Linked DNA regions of Homo sapiens: region 1 is linked to region 2. Evidence: chromatin loops called from intact Hi-C (ENCODE). Cell type or tissue: PC-9. All regions are shown on one strand. Each heading gives the region's core, and the rest is flanking DNA. Links, peaks and the distances in the headings are about the cores only.

Region 1 (4,403 bases), core at 287-4,286, 94 kb after region 2:
GTGAAATGATGGGTTTGCTGTCCAAAAGCACAGGTAGACAGAGGTACAAGGTTGAAACTGGGGCTGAAATGAATGGTTGGTGAACACAGAGTGCAGGCAGGGATGGAGCAGGGGGCAGGTGGCAGGGAGTGAATCTTGCAGGTCTTTTTACCCTTTTACAGGACAGTGAGTGGCACCTGTCAGACTGGATGCAGGACCTTAAAGTTTGCAACTGGCCTGGCTTATAGTCTGGTTCACCGTGCCCATGCCTATCTGCCCTTTGCTGCCAAGGCCCTAGCAGACCGCCTGCCTGCCAGAGTCTGGGCTCTGTCCCATCTTCAGTTTAATAGAATTGATGTTACTCAATGCTCCCAGGACACATGGCATTGCTCTGTTTGGCTCTGGCCTGCTCTCAACAGAAGGGGGAAAGAAAAGAGGACTGCCAACAAGGCTATTTCCTTCCACTGCAGCCCCACTGTGCCTCCTGCTTCTTCTGAGTGATGAGCCTGAAAGATTCTGAGAATTTTTAAGTTAAAATATTTTATGTTTTCTATCATAGAACATAAGTAGTGGGGGGAAGAAATCATCTCTAATTAAAGTCAGCAAGTGTTTATCAAATGTCTAGTACTTATCAACATTACTTACATCCCTAACCTTGTTATAAAGGTCACAGAGGGAAAAATAATATAAAATGTGGTTGCAGACTTTAAGGGCATATCCAGAAGTCACTATGACTTAAAATCATCTAATGCATATAGAACTGTAACTAATATTACAAAATGGCTCATGAGTTTAGATATTTCATGACTCAAATCATGTTGACTGAAACATAAACCACACAGAGAACATTTGTTTTAGTCTCACTTTCCAGCACCAGTCTTTAAAAGAATTCTTTTTTTCAGCTTTATTGAGCTGTAATTGACAAGTCAGAATTGTACATATTCAAGATGTGCAACTTGATGTTTTGATATATGCATACGTTGTGAAACGATTACCACAATGAAACTGCTAGCATGTCTATCACCTCACATAGTTGCCATTCTCTTTTTCTTTTTATTTGTGGTAAGAACACTTAAGATCTACCATTTTAGCAAATTTAAAGTGTACACTACAGTATTAAACACAGACATCATGATGTACATTAGATCCCCAGGACCCATTCATCTTACCTAACTGAAACTTTATACCCTTTGACAAACATCTCCCTATTTCCTCCTCCTTCCCTCACCCTGTGCCCTTGGCAATCACCATTTTACTCTCTGGTTCTGTGAGTTTTATTTTAGATTCCACATGCAGGTGGGCGCTTGCAGTATTTGTCTTTCTGCATCTGGCTTATTTCACTTAGCATAATGTTTCCCAGGTCCATTCATGTTGTTGCAAATTTACTTCTTTTTATGGTTGAATAATATTCCTTTATGTATGTATACACACACAATGGAATATATATATATATACGCACACACACATATATATATTTATATCACATTTTAAAAGAATTCTAACTTTAAACTCTTTCTATGAATCCTTGAATTTACAACTAGTGATAAAATCTCACACACACACACACACACACACACACACAAACATACACATGTTCTACCTTGAATTACTACCAAGTCAAACAACCACAAAGCTGGCCAATGAATAGCTAATAACTGGTTGAATGATCAGCCCATATATTCTTTGGCAAATTGGATCAAACCACAGAAAAGTAGTCTCAGATAAAGTGAACAATATAACATAATTTACTTTCTCATAGAGAGAGGCTCTATTTAATTTTCACACCCCTGTGTCTGGTGTCCTTTCATGAAATACAGTAGTCTCCTTCTCAAAACTTCCCTGCTGGTGAAAGACATGCATTTTTTTAATGCACTCTTAATTTCTGGTATATAGGAATAAACTATGCCTCTGGGAAAGAAATGCATTGCATGGATACACTTTGTGAAGGTAAACACACAGAGGCATTCTGCTTTCTGTTAATTAATGACAGTGACGACAAGTTTTTATAGGAAACCAATTTTGCTTTTGAACACCAGGGAGATCTTTGAGCATAAGAAATATTTCAATTTAGGAAAATTATAGCACAGCCAAAAGCCCAAATGTAACAGGTGAATTATAGTTGGTCTAAAAAATTAGACACATTAGGAATTGGTCCATGAATGTTCAGTAAATACAACTAGATCCCTGAAAATATTTTCTCGAAGCTAAAGACAACTCTGAAAGTTGGGATTTGTTCCAGCATTTTCCCAGGAGGTGGAATTCAGATGCATGGGCTGGGACTGTGGGAGCTGAGAGATGCTAGAGTGGTGAGCAGCCCGCTGGGCAGAACCTTGCCTGGCTGGTGAGAGATTGATGTTCCCTGGTTCCAAATGGAGACTGAGTCTGACATATTTGCAGAGTGGAAGTTTGAGCTTCTCTTGTTTTTATTCATTACAAAGTCATTTATGAATGCACACTAACTGTGACATGACCTCGCTGGTATATTTAAAGCAACCCTAGGCTGGTGGGGTCAAAAGTTTCATTGTACACACAGATGCGGCTTGTCAGCAGGAATGCAGATTTTGGCAGGGTTAGAGGCAATGGATGTGAGGGCTGAGTCACCCTGCAGAGCATGCCAGATAACCCCTCCCCAACCCACACAATGGGTTCTATTCTAGTGCCATTCCTAACTGCACGATCTATACTGTATCTGTCTTGGATTTGTGTGCGATTGTCTGCATAGAGGCATAGTTGGTGACAAAAGAATGATGAAAATCAGAACAGTTACTTAAAGTGAAAACACCAAAGTCTGGGTTCTCTGAGCTCTCTCGCAGGTGTTTACTCTTTGACTTCTAAAATCAGTTCCACAGAAATACTCAAGTGTCCACAAATACACACATACAAAGAAGTTAATTACAGCATGGTATAGAAGAATGACAAATTGGCTGGGTGCGGTGGCTCACGTCTGTAATTCCAGCACTTTGGGAGGCTGAGGCAGGTGGGTCAGTTGAGCCCAGTTTTAGACCAGCCTGGGCAACATGGCAAAACCCCATCTCCACAAAAAATACAGAAATTAGCCAGACATGGTGGTGCACACCTGTGGTTCCAGCTACTGGGGAGGCTGAGGTGGGAGGATCACCTGAGCCCAGGTGGTTGAGGCTGCAGTGAGCCATGATCAAGCCACTGCACTCCAGCCTGGGTGACAAAGTGAGACCCTGCCTCAAATAAATAAATAAATAAATAAATAAAGACAAATTGGAAACAACATAAATCGGAGGGGGTCATAAATTATGACAGGGGTCCCCAACCCCCAGGCCATGGACCAGTACTGGTCCGTGGCCTGTTAGGAACTGTCCATAGAGTAGGAAGTGACCTGCGGCAGGCCAGCATTACCGCCTGAGCTCAGATCAGCGGCAGGCATTAGATTCTCATAGGAGCGTGAACCCTATTGTGAACTGCACACGCAAGGGATCTAGGTTGCACGCTCCTTATGAGAATCTAATAATGCCTAATGATCTGTCACTGTCTCCCATCACCTCCAGATGGTACCGTCTAGTTGCAGGAAAACAAGCTCAGGACTCCCACTGATTCTACGTTATGGTGAGTATGAAATAATGATAGAAATAAAGTGCACAATAAATGTAATGTGTTTGAATCATCCTGAACCCCCGCCCCCTGTCCTGTGTAAAAATTGTCTTCCACAAAACTGGTACCTAGTGTCAAAAAGATGGGGAAGTGATGAATTATGATACATTTTTGCAATGGAGTATTATGTAGCTGTGAAAAACAGCCAGGCAGCTTTATATGGATAAAAATGCCCATCACAGATTGCTAAGGAAAACATCAAATGGCATATATATGTATATGTGTGTGTGTATATATAAAATCTCATTTCTGTGTTTTAAAAAACCATGTGTGTGAACCAGGGTTACAGTGTTACCTTTGGAAAGTGGAGTTAGACCAGGTAAAAGAAGGACCAGCACTTTGTTTTTTGTTTTGTTTTGTTTTGTTTTGTTTTTGAGACAGAGTCTCGCTCTTGGCCCAGGATGGAGTGCAGTGGCGTGATCTTGGCTCACTGCAACCTCCACCTCCCAGGTTCAAGTGATTCTCATGCCTCAGCCTTCCGAGTAGCTGGGATTGCAGCCAACCGCCACCACGCTTGGCTAATTTTTGTACTTTTAGTAGAGACAGGCATTCACCATGTTGGCCAGGCTGGTCTCGAACTCCTGACCTCAGGTGATCTGCCCGCCTCGGCCTCCCAAAGTGCTGGGATTACAGGCGTGAGCCACCAGACCCGGCCAGGACCAGCACTTTGGCTTCCTACATTTCTGTAGTACTAGAAAGTTTGCAATTAATATATATTACTTCTGCAACTAAATATACATTTGAAAAAAGGAGATTAAATAACTACAAAGTTTCAGTCAAAATTCCCAGAGTAATCCTGG
Region 2 (4,403 bases), core at 279-4,278:
CAAATAGCACATCGTAATGTAATTGTCCCACACATTGCGGTTAGTCACAGTTTTGATCTGAAAGGTCAAATGGAACTAAAAAACAAAAACAAAACCAAGCCCGTGACCTAACACAATTCTGTTAAATGTTCTTTGACCAGGAGCATTCATACACGATGCAGTGATGTAGCCTATTACTCACAATTTATTCTTTGAACAAGGAGAGGGCAGAGAACTTGTCCTCCCTTACAACCTTGGCAGGAAAACACTAAGTCGTGCTATGCTCTTCTTAAAGTGACTTCCTGAAGAATAAAACCAAATCCAAAAACAGCACTGTGGCTCAGGCCATTTTTGTCTGGCATTACCCATATAATATTATGCTAATTCTAATCTGCAACACAGATTACATTAGCAAGATGTAGCAAGAAGCAATCAATGTTTATAAAGTGTGTTTTCTTTTTAGCCCCACCTGACACTGTGCCCCAGAGGTTGCATAAACCTGTAGGTCGAACATTAGAGATGGTTTAATATGCTGCCGGAATGCTGAAGCTCTGCATTATAGTGCTATTGTTAAGCCCAGATATTATGCAATGGCTCCCATAATTTTCCCGTACCTCATAAAGTGACTTTGTAAATATGCTTAACATTTTTTTGACCATCCCAAAGTGTATCCAGATAATAATGTGAATGCATTCCTTGTTTCACATCTAAGGTACAAATCTTTCGATTTTTTTTCTTACAGTTTAATTTTCACTGTGGTAAAGAACATATAACATGAAATTTACCACCTTAACCATTTTCATGTGAAGTCTTTAGATTTTAAAGCTAATCTGGGAAAGGGCAACTTTCACAGCTGAGGGAGTACATGCTGGTTTTATTCAAGCACTTTAAACTGTGCCTGAAACATAGTAGGCTCTCAACAAATGTATATTTTTAAATGACTGAACGAATAAAACACAATTAGGGTATACAGTGTAAAAATTCCCTGCATACTCCACCCTCACAGTAGGACAGGTTGTATGAACCAATCACCCTTTTTCTGACTTCTTTGGTAATGAATGACTCATGAGGCTTAAGTAAACTGTGTGTTTTGTGACCACAGATCAGAATTTTGTGTGCATGAAGCTAATTGGCACAAAAGTATCAAATCTGTGATTTCTAAGAGCATTTAGTACCTGCCAGATACACTTGATTAAATGGGATTGTGCTTCTTTAATCATCAGCCACTCCTCAATTCTTGTGTAATCAAACCAACCTCAAAGTGTGGGATGCTGGGACTAATATGGAGGACAGGGAAGGGGACAGGGCAGAGTCTGAGAAGGCGGGCTAGCATCAGAGAGCAGAGAGGTAGACTGAGCAGAAGGTCTCAGTTAACATGGAAACATCTCAGACAGTAGCTTTCTGTTAGAACTGCCTGAGAAGCTGTAAAAACTACCTTATTCCTGAGCCTTTTTCCAGATCAATTAAATTAAAATCTCTTGGGTGGTGGGAAGTAGCGGAGTCAAAACACAGGTATTTTAAATGCTCTATCAGGCGATTCTGAAGCGTGACCTTGATCAAGAACCCTGTTCTGGGTTGTTCAGTTAGTTCTTTATTTGAATAGAGTGAGATGGATTCAACCTGTGAAAACCAATTCAGTGGATAACAGTGGTTTCCAAACTTCTCTACACATTGGAACCATCTGGGGAGCTTCAAAAGCCACCTATGCCTGGGCCCCACCCCAGAGACTGCAATTAAGTGGGTCTGGGGTGTAGCCTGGGCTACAGAATTTTAAAAACATCCCTAGATGATTCTAGTATATAGACAGGAAAGGATAAGGTAAACATGATGCATGATGGATGCACTGGATAACAATAAGTTAACTTAAGCATACCATGAGAATGACCCTACGGTCTAAGAAGAATGTGTGTTAGGAGTTCCGAGCTCAGGAATCCGGAAGTGACCAACCTGGCGATTCATTCCTTATATATGAGGAACATCTGAACCCCCAGGCCATACAGGGGATTATTGAGGCCCTTTGTTTTTGGTTAAATGAAGGTTGCCAAGTGGAGGTTACTAAGGAAAAAGTGCTAAGTGAAAACGCGACACAAGCTGCATGCTTTTTACAAACAGTAGCAGTTCTCCTGTTCAGCCTGCTACCATTGGACCACCCCGTATGTAAGTCCCCTCAATAAACCCTCTGTCTTGTTCACTGGCTCTAGGTCTAACTCACTGGCCTCTCATACATGGTACTGTCCCTTTTGAAGTCAGTAGGGGTCGGGGATGACACATGGTTAGAAATGCAGGATCTTTAGCTCCATCCTAGGTTTACTAAACCAGAACCTGCTTTAAAAATCCTTGTGGTGGTAAAATACCCATACCAAAGTTTACCATCTTAACCATTTTAAGTATATAGTTCACTATTGTTAAGCACATTCACATTATTGTGCAACCAATCTCCAGAACACTTTTCATGTTGCAAAAGTGAAACTCTATACCCACTAAACAACATGTCCCTTTCCCTGCAGATCCTGGCAACCACCGTTCTACTTTGTCTTTATAAATCTGACTATTCCAGGTACCTATGTAAGTGAAATAATACAGTATTTGTCTTTTTGTGGCTGGCTTATTCCACTTAGCACAATATCCTCAAGGTTCATCCATGTTGTAACATGTGTCAGAATTTCTGTCCTTTTAAAGACGGAATTATATTCCATTGTATGTATATACAACAGTTTGTTTATCCCTTCACCTATTGATGTGCATTTGGGTTGCTTCCACCTCTTGGCTATTGTGAATAGTGCTGCAATAAACATGGGTATTATATCTCTTTAAGACCCTGCTTTCAATTTTTGTGTATACCCAGAAATGGAATTAAGGAATCATATGGTAATTCTATGTTTAATTTTTTGAGGAACTACCACTCTGTTTTCGATAGCAACTACACTATTTTACATTCCCATCAATAGTACACAAGGGTTCCAACTTCTCTGCATGCTCATCAACACTTCTTATTTTCTGTTAAAACAATTTTTTAAAATAGTAGCCGCCCTGCACTTTAACCAGTTCTCCAGGTGGTCATATTTGGTTGAAGTTGGGAAGCTGCTTTACAGCCCAGGCTGGTTTTCTGGCTGGCACAATGCCTCCCTCACTGCACATTCTCCCATATTTAATAGCACTGATTATGGCATTGCCTTCCCAATGTTTGTTTGGCTTTTTATTTTTACATAAATAACCACTATGACTTGAGCCTGCTCAATCTCCATTCTTTGCACTTGGGCTCAGATCTAGTGGGTTGATTTTAATCACAGCTGAGTGATGTGAGTAATTTGCCCACACATTGGGAAAGCTGAGTTCTGCTTCTGAGGTCCGAGCTGGTCCAGTCTCTACAAAGAGACGATAAAAAGGAACAGTTCAAGTAGCACAAAATAACGAAAAGGAAGCCCAACCTTTACAGTTGCAAAACAATTTTAAAAGGAATCAAGACTGGAATGCCTAGCAACATTTCTTGAAACCCCTTCCTTCTCTCCAAATCTCTCCAATCAAATCTCTCCAATCACAGTGCCCTGGAGCCTTTCCTACTTCTACTCTTCCGTCTTTTCTCTCCCCTTCCTCTCCTTCTTGGTACATCTGCCCAATCTCCCTGCATAGCAGGCCCCCTCCTTAGGTCTTTACCTTTTCATTCTCCAGGACTGCAACCCAAAGTCCTGGAAGTGTCCAGGAAAGCTGCATACTCCCCTGATGGCCAGGGAGGCACCAGCAGGCAGGGAAAGATAGCATTTACTATGTTGGAGAAAAGGTGGGGACTGGAAGCCCTTATCTGCTAATGGCTGGCTTGTGTATTTGTCTTCTCTGCTGAACTGTGAGTTTCTTGTGAACTCCTTGTCTTACCCCATGTGTATCTTTCACCATAGTCCAGTTTCTGATCCATGGTATATGTTCAGGTGTGTGTGACAGTTAACTTCTCAGTGACCCATGAAACTCAGCTTCCAGCATCACCTAAGGATTATTTGTTCCCTTCTTCCCCTGATGCCATAGAAATAAAGCTTTGGCCAGGTGCTGTGGCTCACGCCTGTAATCCTAGCACTTTGGGAGGCTGAGGTGGGTGGATCGCTTGAGTCTAGGAGTTTGAGACCAGTCTGGGCAACATGGTGAAACCTCGTTTCTACAAAAAATACAAAAATCAGCCAGGCATGGTGGCGCATGCCTGTAGTCCCAGCTATTCAGGAAGCTGAGGCGAGAGGAGCGCTTGAGCCCTGGGAGGTGGAGGCTGCAGCGAGCCACGATTGTGCTACTGCACTCCAGCCTGGGTGACAGAGTGAGACCCCGTCTCAAAAAAAAAAAAAAAAGGAAAAAAGAAAGCTTCTCAAGGGCCCCAGTTGCTCTTGCAGTCTCCAGCATGTAGGTGACATTCTCACCAGGATTCCTTGATGAGGTGAGAATAT

The links. Hi-C counts contacts between places; a loop is a spot of excess contacts. Peaks named below come from ENCODE experiments on the same cell type or tissue, not always from the same donor. Only the 100,000 strongest peaks of a DNase experiment are listed, where the experiment ranks them.
Region 1: a loop joins it to region 2, with 11 times the contacts of the local background. A loop is called at or near these places in 1 of 110 quality-filtered maps.

The regions. Positions count from the first base shown.
Region 1 is chr2:39,639,972-39,644,374 of GRCh38, forward strand. No RefSeq gene overlaps it. Among named protein-coding and RNA genes, the nearest start is that of TMEM178A, 24 kb to the right of the region's middle. In PC-9, for the core only: no CTCF peak of the experiment used is centred there; a DNase peak (open chromatin) is centred at 2,570.
Region 2 is chr2:39,546,083-39,550,485 of GRCh38, forward strand. The region is part of intron 5 of MAP4K3-DT (MAP4K3 divergent transcript); the gene reads left to right. Among named protein-coding and RNA genes, the nearest start is that of MAP4K3-DT, 110 kb to the left of the region's middle. In PC-9, for the core only: no CTCF peak of the experiment used is centred there; DNase peaks (open chromatin) are centred at 569, 1,059 and 1,979; H3K27ac peaks cover 2,404 bases.